2 separate regions of the Mus musculus genome follow, and region 2 is linked to region 1. A link is a loop called in an ENCODE intact Hi-C map of the cell type or tissue named here. Cell type or tissue: heart. All regions are shown on one strand. Each heading gives the region's core, and the rest is flanking DNA. Links, peaks and the distances in the headings are about the cores only.

Evidence for each region. Peaks named below come from ENCODE experiments on the same cell type or tissue, not always from the same donor. Only the 100,000 strongest peaks of a DNase experiment are listed, where the experiment ranks them.
Region 2: a loop joins it to region 1, with 2.1 times the contacts of the local background. A loop is called at or near these places in 2 of 42 quality-filtered maps.

What each region holds. Positions count from the first base shown.
Region 1 is chr17:43,357,158-43,363,674 of GRCm38, forward strand. It overlaps a transcript of Adgrf5 not described here. Among named protein-coding and RNA genes, the nearest start is that of Adgrf5, 29 kb to the right of the region's middle. In heart, for the core only: a CTCF peak has its summit at 3,192; a DNase peak (open chromatin) is centred at 3,254; H3K4me3 peaks cover 1,487 bases; H3K27ac peaks cover 1,574 bases.
Region 2 is chr17:43,430,816-43,437,332 of GRCm38, forward strand. The region is part of intron 10 of Adgrf5 (adhesion G protein-coupled receptor F5); the gene reads left to right. Among named protein-coding and RNA genes, the nearest start is that of Gm25135, 20 kb to the right of the region's middle. In heart, for the core only: no CTCF peak of the experiment used is centred there; a DNase peak (open chromatin) is centred at 3,816.

The sequences.
Region 1 (6,517 bases), core at 1,859-4,358:
TAGCAAAATCATAATTCTTACCTTATTATGAAATAAATATACAACAGAGGTTGCCTTTTTCTCATGATTGAAGGGGGACATTAGGTGCTAATGTCTGTCCCAAGAGAAATCTGAGGATCAGGTACAGTTATACATAGATGATCAGAAAGGCTAGACTGCATTTGCTAACATATGCACAAGTGGATAATACCCTATAACAGCCCAAGATACAATGCTTAAGATTCACATTTGTGCAGTGAGCACATCAATTGCACTCCACCAAATAAAGTGATTTCTATTTCTAAAATGAGAACCGTTCACTGTACCACTCGTTTCTATAAGAATAACTATGCAACGACCAACAATAATAAAAAAGATAGGCTCTTATAGATTCACACAGATTCCACTAAAAGATCTTCTAGAATCCGTTCAACATTCTGTTGACAGCATGATCCTGTTTTGGCTTCCATTTCAAAGTCTTCCATTGCTTTTCCTGATGCTTCCACTTCTGATGGGAATGATACCCACTAACTAGGAGCCAAGCTGAGAGTTATTAACACAAATAATTCATTTAATTATATATATGCACATTTATGGGGCTAGAGAGACGGCTCAGCATTCAAAGGACTTGCTACTCCTCTAGAGAACCCAAGTTCAGGTCTTAGCATTCACACTGGCTGGCTTGCAACAGCTTGTAGTACCAGCTCCAGGGGATCCGACCCTCTTCTGGCTTCTGCACCAAGGTTCCCAACATATGCACACCAGACACACACACACACACACACACACACACACACACACACACACACACACACACACACAGAGAGAGAGAGAGAGAGAGAGAGAGAGAGAGAGAGAGAGAGAGAGACCTTTAAAATTGTCCAATTCTGAGCATAAAACCGGCTACTCAGAGAGCACACACGTTGATTGCCTCTGCACATGCCGGCGCCGCTTGTACTTTAATCAGGCAGCCTCCTGTGGAGCTTCTCAGCCCAGAACAGCCTTTGTAAACAGACAATTGGAGCGCTTGATTCTGGAGAGCCATGGGAAGGAACCCAAATACATACTTAGAAATTCCAGGGGTGACTGTCGTGATGTGTTCTAAACCATAAAATGACAAACAGTCATGTGGCTTTAATAATGCCTCCAAGTCCAAGAAAAATGCAGGGACTAATTCTTTGCTGCAATGGCACCCACGGTGGCTTGTTCCAGCACCTCCCTCTGCCTGCTGGAGAGAGGAAAGATGGTGTCCAGCTGGAAGAGGACGCACAAAGAGCCTGCCCTGACTCTGCCCCTGGGAAATACTGGCCTGTGACAGTCCCTGACTTCCTGTCTCCTGTCTTGATGTTTTCTAACCTTTTCCCACCCCACACTTCTTCCTACCATCACCATCTCCATCCTGCTGCCCTTCCTTATTCGTCCCTCCCCCAGCCCCCCAGATCTCCCGTTGGCCATTTCTCCCTCCCCCCACCCCCTTATCTCTTGATGCTTGCCTTCACCCTTACTAACTTTAATCCTTTCCTTCCAAGCACATATAGAAAGGCTTCCTGGCTTTGTGGGGGAGAAAGTCAGAGTTCTCTAGGGAACAATACCAGGGCCCAAGGTATCAGAGTCTGCTCTGGGAGCTGTGAGAGGTGAAGGACTCTGGAGAGGGAAATCCGCATTCTGCATAGAGTAATTTCCATAAGGGAAGAGAGGTCAGGAAGGAGGGAATAGAGGGAGGATTAAACAGGACACACAGAAGGGAGACCCGAGGTAAAGCGGGAGACATTGGTCTACGTCATGATGAAGTATTTGGCTGCTTTTCTTAAGGTAGTACAAAATTTTAATAAACGTTATGGAGACCATTTCCTCCGTCTCTCCAGAGAAACTTGGGCTCTCTAGAGGAGCAGCAACACTTTGAACTGTGGATCCATCTCTCTAACCTCATATGCATAGATCTAAAGCAAAGCAGAGGTAATAATTAAATGAATTATTTACACAACAACATGGAGGGTGATTTTCTTGGTAGCCTCGAGGAGACTGGGCTAGAGGAAGCCAACATTAGCAAGGAGTTGACTGGTGTGACTTTAACTGCCATTCTGTATCTCTTCACACTCAGGGTTGAGCATTTCTGTCCAGGTACCAGCTTCTGATATACCTCACATCACAAACAAATGAGGGGGAGTCTAAGCTTCTTGATGCCTGTTGAGGTCAATTCACTTAGAATTGCCAATGTCTTTCTATAACTGGGACCAGCCTGATGGGTGACTCTGTACTTATACTAAGCCCTGGGCTTACAAAGGCTGCCCTCTCTGTTCATAGCTGAATGCTCAAGGGCAGCCACCTTGAATTTTTTACACTTTTGAGTGCGTGTCTTTCCTTTTCAGCTATCAGTGAGCTTTCCATGTATTATAGAGCAATGGTTCTCGACCTCTCTAATGCTATGACCCTCATGTTGTGGTGACCCCTATCCATAAAATTTATATTTTTTATAAAATTTTTAACTATAATATTTTCATTGTTAATTCATCACTGAAATTTTGCTACTGTTATGAATTGCAATGTAAACATCTGATATACAGGACATATATAGACACCTGTGAAAAAGTTGTTTGACTCCCAAAGGATTCAAAACCTAGGCAGAGGCTGAGAACCACTAATGTAGAGGATCCTGCTTGCAGCAATCTATGGATCATAGATCATCAATAATTCTGCAAGCCTTGGAACAAAATTGATTAATAAATATAGGAGATTTTTTCCCCCAAGATTAATAACCAATATCACGAACCTTTCCAAAAACAGCAGCAGTTTGGGTCTCTGCCTGATGGCAGGCAACTACTCTTTCTGAGCCTGTTCTGACCTGTTTTTCACTGGCTGCTCTGTTGCCTGATGTCTGGGCCAGGGCCAGAAGTAAGGGGAAGAGGACGAAGGCACCCTTGACTTTTGCAGAGTTAAACACTTGGAGAAATTTCAGGAAGAAAGTACTTTGTTAAAGATAAAGGTAGCGGCTGTGAGTTCTCTGCCTGTTGCCCGTCTCTCCTTAGTTTCATGGTTCTTAGCATGTTTATCCTCTCCTCTTTCAGTGGCCAAAGGACAAGTTTAAATTTCTGAGTCCCTCTGGGAAGCCTGCGAGAGGCAAGAGGCACCAAATACAGGAAATCGTGTGGAGAGGATTTCTCATTTATTACAGTCCCCAGATTGCTTCCCTTCCCCAGCCTCCGCCTCCACCTCCAGCCACACGGTGCCTCCCAGTTTCTTCCTGCACTGAGGAACAGCCCACAGTTCACCTCTGGCCCGGAGGTCTGGAAGCCCAGTGTGAGCCCGGGAGTCTCTAAAGTCTGATCTACCGAAACGCTACCCTCCTCGGGTTGCCTGAATGAATGGGACACCTTTAAGTTTCGCCTCACCTCAGAGGTCTGCGGGGAGATCGTCCACATAGAAGCAAATCTGAGGAGGCTGCCCACTGCTGAAGAGAAAGGTAGGTGCTCTTGTGGTCTTTTGTCTCCTTGGACGTAAGCCAAACTCCTCTAAGGCAGAGGGATGGGTGTCGGCTGCCTCTACTCAACTTCTGTGCCTTGTAGAGATCCGCTTGTTTACAAGGTTGTGTGGGCAAATAGTGGCAGGCAGAGGGTATTATTGATTGTTTTGAGTTTGTTTGCCTTTGGCTAGAGGATAGCAACCCATATAAGTGCATGAAGCACAAGGTCTGATTCTTGTTTTCTTTGGAGGAACCTCTCGTTAGAGGTTATGTGTTTTGGCTTCTGTGTGATGAAGGGGGAAATATTTGTGGGCTGACTTGTCCTTTTGTCTTTTCCCTACTGTGCAAACCTCGACCATAATTGTTTTAATCCACTTTCAAGTTTTGGAGTGAGAAATATACCAAGGTGGATAGAGAATATGGTAGCGGCAATACAGGCGTTTCTTATTTACATGCCCGTGCATTATAAATGAAAACCAAACCCCCAAACAGAAATGTTGTTCAGGGATCTGGTGGACATCCGTGTTGTTTTCTAGATCTTCCTTGCTCTTTCTGAGATTTCCTGAAATACACACCCAATGATAGCAAGAAAGCCTGGCTTTACCCACTTGGTACGGAGATCCTCTGCGGGCATGACAAGGCTCCTTTACCTGGACGCTTTAGCTGGATGTTAGTGGGCTTTAAGATGGTGCAGCTGAGACCCAGAGATAGTCGAGGCAGATTCAATTCCCAAAGTTCTGATTGGGTGGGGTGTGCTTAAGCTTTACCGTTTCACGTTGCCCTTATAACCAGCCGTTCTCTGAGGGGAAGTACTTGGACTGACTTCAAAGACTACCAGCCAACTTACTGAACTCTTTCGCTAGCTTCTCTTATTGATTGATTGGCTGGTTGATTGATGGGTCATTGTGAACTTAGCTTTGGTATTGTCTTTCTCCATTCATTCCCTGTTACATCCTGCTACAGAGTCTTGGGAAAAGGCCATTGTGATTGTGGAGTTCTCCTGAACTATATCAAATGTATAAACCCTACTGCTTGTATTGCCGCCACCCTAAGGGGCACCGGGGACCATTTGTATCAGGCATCACTTAAGGGCTCCTTAGAAGTGCAGACTCCTTCCAAGCCCAATCTCTTTGCCAGACTTACTGAGTCTGTGTATCATCCAGGTTGGGATACGTTCTTGCAGGGTCCTGCCTTGGGGAGGGCAGATGACCCCAGTTCTACTTCATAATATTCTGCCAGCCTCACCTCTCACGACCTGGCTCTAAACTGTACTTCGTGCCACTCCCCTTATCACCTGATCTCTCTGCTGCCCACCTATGTCTGGCTGTGCTGCTCTCTCTGCCTGGGTACTCCCATTCAGTTTCTCCCTAGTTACCCATTACAGCCTTAGTTTTACTCTTATGCCCCCACATTCAGTCTACCCCTCACTAAGCACCCTGGGTCTCTGATTTTATGGCATATGAAGTACCTGTTGCTATGGGATTTTCTCATCTGTTACTAGATGCTGGTGGTTTTTTTCTTTTTTTTCTTTTCTTTTCTTTTTTTTTTTTTTTTAATCCGTAGCATTCGGCATGTCTGGAATATTGTTCGTATTCAATCAGTATTATCTAATTGAAGGAAGAAAGGAAGGAAGGAAGGAAGGAAGGAACAAATGAATGTGTGTACCAGCCAAATAATTTGAATTAATGACTAGAATGAGATGCGTAGTTAAAGTTTTCCGGGAAGATTTTTTCCCCTACTCTTTTGATCAGAGTCTTCATAGATTCAGCTATTTGCAGAGCATTTTGAGGATGCTCTAACGTGCGCCGTGCGTTTTTAATAGTCTTCACATGTCCCTGGATAGATAACCCCTCTCATCAGTTACTTCCTAATCCCTGCTCTCTGCTCTTTGCCACACTAAGTCAGAGACTTGCTTTTTCAGCAGTGTGAACACCTTCCCCCCCTATCAGGCAGCTAGCTGGCTGTGTGCTAGGAATGCGATGACAGACATAACAATGCGAGCTTTGGCAGAGGACCTTTCTCCTCTCTCCTACACTTCCCTGGAAGAGGGCGGCGCGGGTGAGGTTGACAAAGAGCTCTGATGGCTAACAAATATTAACACATGCAAATGAGGGCATCGGGAGCTTTGATACAGTGTGTTCGGGCAGAAAGACTTGTACCAAATTCTGGGGTCTCTGGTTATAACACCTGCACCTGTGCCTGCCTCCCCGGGGGACTTTGGGTCTATAACCTTTCATGAAGCCTTGATTTTATGCAGTGGTGAACAGGAGCCTCTGTTCTCACATTGGCCCGTGTTTGTTTTTCCAGAGTCTTATGTATCCCAGGCTAGCCTTGAACTATGTTCTCAAGAACTATGATCTTGAACTTTTGGTGCCTCTGCTTTCACCTCCAAGCCTTGGACTTCCAGGCTTGCCCTTATCCTGCCCCGTTTATGCTGTACCAGGGATGGAACCCAGGGCGTATGCATGCTAAGAGGGCAAGCCAGCTACCCACTGAGCTGTATCCCTATCCCTCACCTCTCTTGGCAATGAGCTGCAGTTTTCTAGGCAAAGTCACCAAAACATCCTAAGGGAATCTGCCTTTAACTCCGGCCATAGACTTGCCTATTGTCCTTTGTACCTTACTTAGGGCATGTGCATAGCAACAGCTCCAACGGAGCTGCAAGGAAAACAATCCTTTCTACGCGCGCCCAGATCAACCACTAGGCTTAGAGGGCACAAGCTGCTCAGGCCTTCTCAAGTCACTTCTTCCCCTGTCTTTGAACCCTCTTTTTCTTGTCCCTCTGCACATGAAGTTTCCAAATACACACTTCCTGGACATCCAGATTTTCCTCTTCCTTCCTGACTCGCAGGCTTCTTCATCTCTCACTTACTGTCCCTTTCCACAGCAGCCCTTCAGCTCATCTCTTAACCACACAGATTTGCACTCAGGTCTATTAGTAATAAGCAACAGTGGTAGCCAGCAAAAGGATGTTAACCTGCATGGGAGGTTTCTGATGGATGGCCATACATAGATTATGGCTGAAACCTCAGTGTATATGATACAATCTTCCCTCATTGGCTGAAACCTCAGTGTTTA
Region 2 (6,517 bases), core at 2,739-5,238, 75 kb after region 1:
ACCATGAAAACAAAACTAAAACCCCAAACCACTAGTTCTGATGCTAGTTCCAGCCTGGATGCTGCACAGCAAACCTCCAAAAGTACTCTCATGCAAGAAGCATCATGCTTGGGCTGAGGACAAGATCCTAGCAGATAAAGGCCCAAGAGGGAGTGGCCTGGGGACATAGGTCCATAGCATGGCCCGCCCTTCCCTTCTGTCTTCAGCAAAGAGCTAAAGCTGAGGTCACGAAGTTTTCCCCTAGGCCTGACTGGAGCTTCTCATTGCTTTCCTACCTCTAGTCTCTCGCTTATGGACTCGCTTCAGTTTTTTCTCTGTTCCCAGCATGCATTTCTCTGCAGACCCATCATTTCTCTTTCAGTTCCTACATGCCCATTTCTACTTGTTTACTTTTCTGCATATATATGTATGTGGCATGTGTGTTCACACGTTCTGGGCCATACGGTTTTGGGAGTATACATGTGTGGAGGGCAGGGGCTGTCACTAAGGGTCTTTCTTGTCACAACATAAAAAGAAAAATTACGACTCTCCACTGATCTTATCTCACTAGCTATAGTGACCAGCATGTTCTTCATCCTGGTGAGCCAGCTCTGGACTGAGCTGCCAGCAGTTTAGATAAAAAAGGATACTTAGAAACCGTGTGAGACCATAGCTACCTCTTCTTTTTAAGGAACAATAGTATTATGTGCTAATACAAAGAAAAGTCTTTGAGCTAAAGTGCAGCTCTTTAAATTACAAACTCTGTGCTCATAGACTATGCTACATCATCATCACCATCATTTTCATATTTATCATCATCATCCGAGAAGTCAGGTTTTTCACCCATACTTTCCCAAGCACCTCTAGTTTACCAAACACATGCCACTTGCAGCATCTGAATCGACCTCTGAGGACTGAGAAAGACCTGAAAAAAAACTAGTCAACTCTGAAAAAAATGTCACTATGGGATATTTAGTCACTTCCCTAGTTTATAAGGAAAACAGGGCACAGGCATCCTGAAGGAGCTGCCAGATGGTGGAGAGGCCTTGCACAGTTCCCATGTCTCTTTCAACTCTAGAAGGTGACAGACCTCACCCTCTGGCAGAGGAACCAGGAAGTCTGCCGTGGGATGCTCAAGGACCTTTCTCTCCGGTGACCCCTTTGCTGACTTTCCTAAGTCTAGCAAGGTTGAGCAGCAGCCTGCAGAACAATAGATTTCCGGTATAGTTTGTTACCCTCCAGTCCTGCACCAAACGCTGGCCCCCAAAGCAGCTCCATGGAGTGCTAAGCCCTTCTGTGAGGATTGTTGGTTTAGGTTCACACCCTGACAGCCTCACTTCACACCACAGCCCTGATTTCTGTTAACCTCCCAGTTGTCTTTGAAGACTTAGAATAACATCCTCTTCTCTGAAGTCTTTCTCAGTCACCCGTCTGAGATGACCCTCCCTTTAGCCTGCACACTGTATTGAATTTTCTTTGATGGGACCCATCACCAACATATTCCTAGGTTCTGTCTTTCTCTATACACATCTCTCTTCGTATGGTTCACTGGATTGTCCATTGGGTAAAAAGGCCAGACTTTAATCATGAGGTACACTGGGCATTGGTGGCACACGCCTTTAATCCCAGCACTTGGGAGGCAGAGGCAGGCAGGTTTCTTAGTCTGAGGGCAGCATGGTCTACAGAGTAAGTTCCAGGACAGACAGGGCTACACAGAGAAACCCTGTCTCAAAAACAAAAACAAGCAAACAAACAAAAAGCATGAGGCACATTCAACAGGAAGAGGCATCCAGGGCCAGGGCTGCAGGATGAGTTGAAGGCCACAAGCGGTTCGGGTTTTGAGAAAAATGAAGAATCAAATTCAGAGGAGAATAATAGATTAGAACATATTATTGTGTGAGAAATGTTGCTGTCGTCTAGAGGTCTGCATCAGGTTCCTTTCATCTGGCATTCAAAAAATTTAAAGACACACACCACACACACACACACACACACACACACACACACACACACACACACACACCAAGTGCAATGGGTAGAAACGGGAGAAATCTCAGGTATGGCAGACAGAAGAAAGGCTTTTCTGAGGGCTGAGCACACACACACACACACACACACACACACACACACACACACACACACACACTCAGAAAGGCCAATCAAGAGAAAGTGAGAGAAAGACCTCCTGCAAAGCAAAGCAGCATCTCAGGAACCAAAAAACCCAGGAGGTCTCTCCTCATTGGCTGGAGGTTCTCAAGGTCTTTTCTCAAGGTTCCTTCCCCAATTTAGAGCTGGTCAGTTTGAACCAAGACAGTTTTAGGTTTCAACCCTGAGAGGGACCTGGGTTTCAGCACCAAGAAATAGCTTTTCTCGGCTCACATGCTAAGCAAATTCAAGCCAAATTAAAAGTATAAAAGCATAAAAGCAGGTTTATTTGGGAACAGCTCTCAGGTGGGTTCACCTGTCTCAGGAGACAAGGCTAGAGAAATCGACATGAACAGGGAGACAGAGAGAGAAGGCAGAGGAGGGAGGGAGGGAGCGAGCGAGGGAGGGAGGGAGAGAGAGAGGGAAGGAAGGAGCCTGACTGTGTGCAGAGACTAGAAAGGAGGAGCACACAGAGAGAAAGACCTGGAGTGGTGGCCAGGTCCCTTTGTCCACAGCACACACCTAGTGCACCTGGCGCACCTGACTGTGGCAGGTGATGACATAAGCTGTTGCTAGGTCCCTGAGAGTAGGGGGTGAAAGTGCCTGTATATTAACAGGGTTAGGATTCGAGTCCTGGGTTTGAAACCTAACAGATAGGGAGTCTGATAGGCCTACAACATTGACATCAGCATGTCCTGCTGATGGATAGGGGTGGGGAAGGGGGAGTACCAGTGGGAGGAGAAAGCTCATGTAGTCTTTGTTTTGAGATACCAGACTTAGGTCTCAGGTCAGGAGGGTGAGGAATAAGCTGGAAGTTTGCCATCTTCAGTATCTGTTTTCAGGTCCTCTCTCTATGTGTCTGCCTCTCAGGGATATGTCTAACCTGTGGTCCTTCAGTGGCACACATTGTGTTAAGAGCATTTGACTTTACTCGGTACCCACAGTAAGCATTTAAAGGTGAAAGGAAATTAGATGCTCAGAGCTCAAGTTAGAAACCTAAACTTTCACTGGACATCATGATCGACTACTTGTACTTGAAGCCCAGGAAGCTGAGGCAGGAGAATCACAAATTAAAGGCCAGACTAGATTACACATGTAATGGTTTGTATATCCTTGGACCAGGGAGTGGCACCATCTGGAGGTGTGGCCTTGTTGGAATAGGTGTGACCTGGTTGGAATGGGTGTGTCACTGTGGGTGTGGGCATAAGATCCTCACCTTAGTTGCCTGGAAGTCAGTCTTCCACTAGCAGCCTTTGGATTAAGACATAGAACTCTCAGCTCTGCCTGTGCCATGCCTGCCTGGATACTGCCATGCTCTCACCTTGATAATAATGGACTGAACCTCTGAACCTGTAGGCCAGCCCCAAGTAAATATTGTTTTTTATAAGACTTGCTTTGGTCATGGTATCTGTTCACAGCAGTAAAACACTAACCAAAACAACACAGCACTTTCAAAGCAAGCTTGGGCTATAGAGTGAGACCCTGTCTCAAAACCCAAACCAAGTCAACCACAAAAAGAAAATGAAACTTCCAGGTGGCACAGTGAGTAAGTTGAAGAGAGAATTAATTCTGAATTGAAGCCCAGATGTAATCAGTTGCAAAGTTCAGACAACAAACAGCGGGGCCCGGGGGGCAGGGGTGGTGGGTAGGGAGTGACCTTTCACTGCTGGAGATGGCCATGTTTCAGGAGTGTAAGCTCAGACAGGGTTTTCATAAGCGAGTGGAAGCACAATGTGAGGAAGTTCGGGTAATTAAAGCGGCTTTAAGTGTTTTAATTTGGGTTCCTGCCAATAGCACTGGCAGGAAACCCTGGATGTGCGAATTCTGTCTGGGGAAAAATAAAGAAATCGCACGTGTTGAGTTTGAGGTACCAGAGATGTCAAATCAACATTGGGAATTTGCCTTCAGAGTTTCCAACCAGATCATTCCTCTTAGAGTAGTGAGGGAAGTCATCCAATCTCAGTTCATAGCAGGAGCCTCGGGGTGGGGTGGGGGGCTGATGTTGCCAAGGGAGTGAAGCAAAGAGGAGCAACAGTGGAATAGGATGGGGTGGAGGGGTGTGGCTGGGGATAACACCAGGAGCAACATAGGCATTTAAGAAGGATGCTCAGGAGAGGGCCCTTGAAAGGAAGCCCAGGAAGATGAAAACAGGAAAAACAAGGAAGGCCCCAAGGGAGGCTCACACAGCTACTGCTGAAAGAAGATGGCTGGCAGTGGAGGCAACATGAGGAGAAGCCCAAGATGGAGGAAAGAGAAGGTGCCGTTAGCCGTAAGGAAACACTTTTGACAAAAGTAGAGGGTGACAAAGGCCAGTTTCAAAGATCTAATGACAAGACAGGAATGGGAAGCCCTCAGGTATCAAATGCAGAAGCATCATGAGAGGGGGTGGGGCTAGAGCAGCTTTCATGTAAGCAGACTAAGATTTGACCTGCAGAGAGAGGCAACGTTCTCCCCATCTACAGTGTGTCAAACCTGTAGGATCCTTAGTGCAGGTGTGGCTTTCTCATAAGAGCTAGGTTCAAGAAAGGATGAACGGAGGGCAGGCCTTAGAGAGTTAGAAGTGATTTTGTCAAAGAGAAAAAGAGTGGAGATGAGTGGAGTGACCTGAATAGACACTTAGGGAGGAAGGCTGCTTGGACTCCCTACTTTCCTGTGGTTGTGATCAAATACCCTGACTGAAGGACAAACTAGAGAACCAGGGTTGATTTTGGCTTTCAGTCCCAGAGCAGACACAGTCCACCATGAAGGAGAAGGCCTGGCAGTCAGCAAGCAGAGTGATAATGTCTCATCCACACACAGGGATCTGAGAGAATGGGAAGTGGACCAGGCTATGAAAACGTAAAGCCCACCTCACAGTGATGTGCTTCCTTTAGCAAATTCCCACACCCTAAAGGTTTTGTTACCTTCCCAAAGAGCAATGTGAACTGGGGACTAAGTGTTGAAACACGTGAGCCTACGAGGGACATTTCTCATTCAAACCACAGCACTGGTCATATGATACTCAAACCAATAAAGGCATGCACCTGCCTTAGTTAGAGTCACTACTGCTATGATAAAACACCATGACCAAAAGCAACGTGAGGAAGAAAGGGCATATTTCACTCATGCTTCCATAGAGTATCATCATCAAAGCATAACAGTTCCACATCAAAAGGAGTGAGAGCAGGAACATATGTAGGGCAGGAACCTGAAGACAGCAGCTGATGCAGAGGCCATGGACAGTGCTGCTTACTGGCTTGCTCCTCATGGCTTGTTCGGCATGCTTTCCAAAGAACACAAGACCATAAGCCCAGGGATGGTACCACCCACAATGGGCTGGGTGCTCCCGCTTTGATCATTAATTGAGAAGATGCTTTAAACTGTGGTCTTATGGAGGCATTTTCTCAATTGAGTTTCCCTCTTCTCTGACGACTCCACCTTGTGTCCAGTTGTGATAAACCAGCCAGGAAAGCATTGTTGATCAGCTAGCATTGAAGGAGTGCGTTTATTTTGACACGAATCCACCACTTTCACTTTGGGATGGCATGAGTGCTGCAAGAACATCTGACAGCCACAGTAGCAGGTGAAGTTGGGTGGAGAAGAAAATGGAGACCAGAGAAGGAAAAGAAATCACACACAGGGTTATTTGAGAACCCTGGGCATGAAATAAAGACGGCTTGGAGGGTGGGATGTTTCTGAGAATGGAAGCAGTGATTCGGGAATTATAAAGTTGTGAGCAACTGAAAAAGCACGGAGCTGAAGGTTCCACTGAAAAACGTGCTACTAATTTAGAGTGAGACAACCATATTTTTGAGGTTTTTTCTTTTGCTATATATTCTAATGCTAAATGTTGGCCCCCAAGGCCTGGTTGCCCCCAGGGATATAGAATTTGCATGTAGACTCAAGTGATGCTATGTAACCAACACCTCTCCACCAAGTTATCTGATTGGTGAATAAAGATGCCTACAGCCTATTAGCTAGGCAGAAGAGAGATAGGCAGAGATGGGGGAGGTTGGTCCCTGGGCTTGGGGTCAGAGGCAAGAGACCATGAGGAAGAGGGAGCAGAAGGAAAGAGGAAGATGCCATGGGATAAGAGATGGTAAGAGTTGTCCAATGGGGACTGGCCAATCAGAGTAAGAGAGGCCCACTCAGAACACGGTGTCCTGCCTGCAGGGAATGCTAGTGCAATGGTGCCATAAAACTTGTGGGAGTGACCAACCACGTCTGATTTAATGGAAGGCCCTCTTTGTAAGATGAAACACATCCCTGATGCTACTTGGGTGATCAAGTACCTGAGAACCTAGGGCAACACCAAATACAGTTCTACTAAAAGAACATAGCAATAAAAGTGACTCTTAATGACACTTGATTATACCCACAGCTCACAAGTCATAATTCGGGGTTATTGATAGGG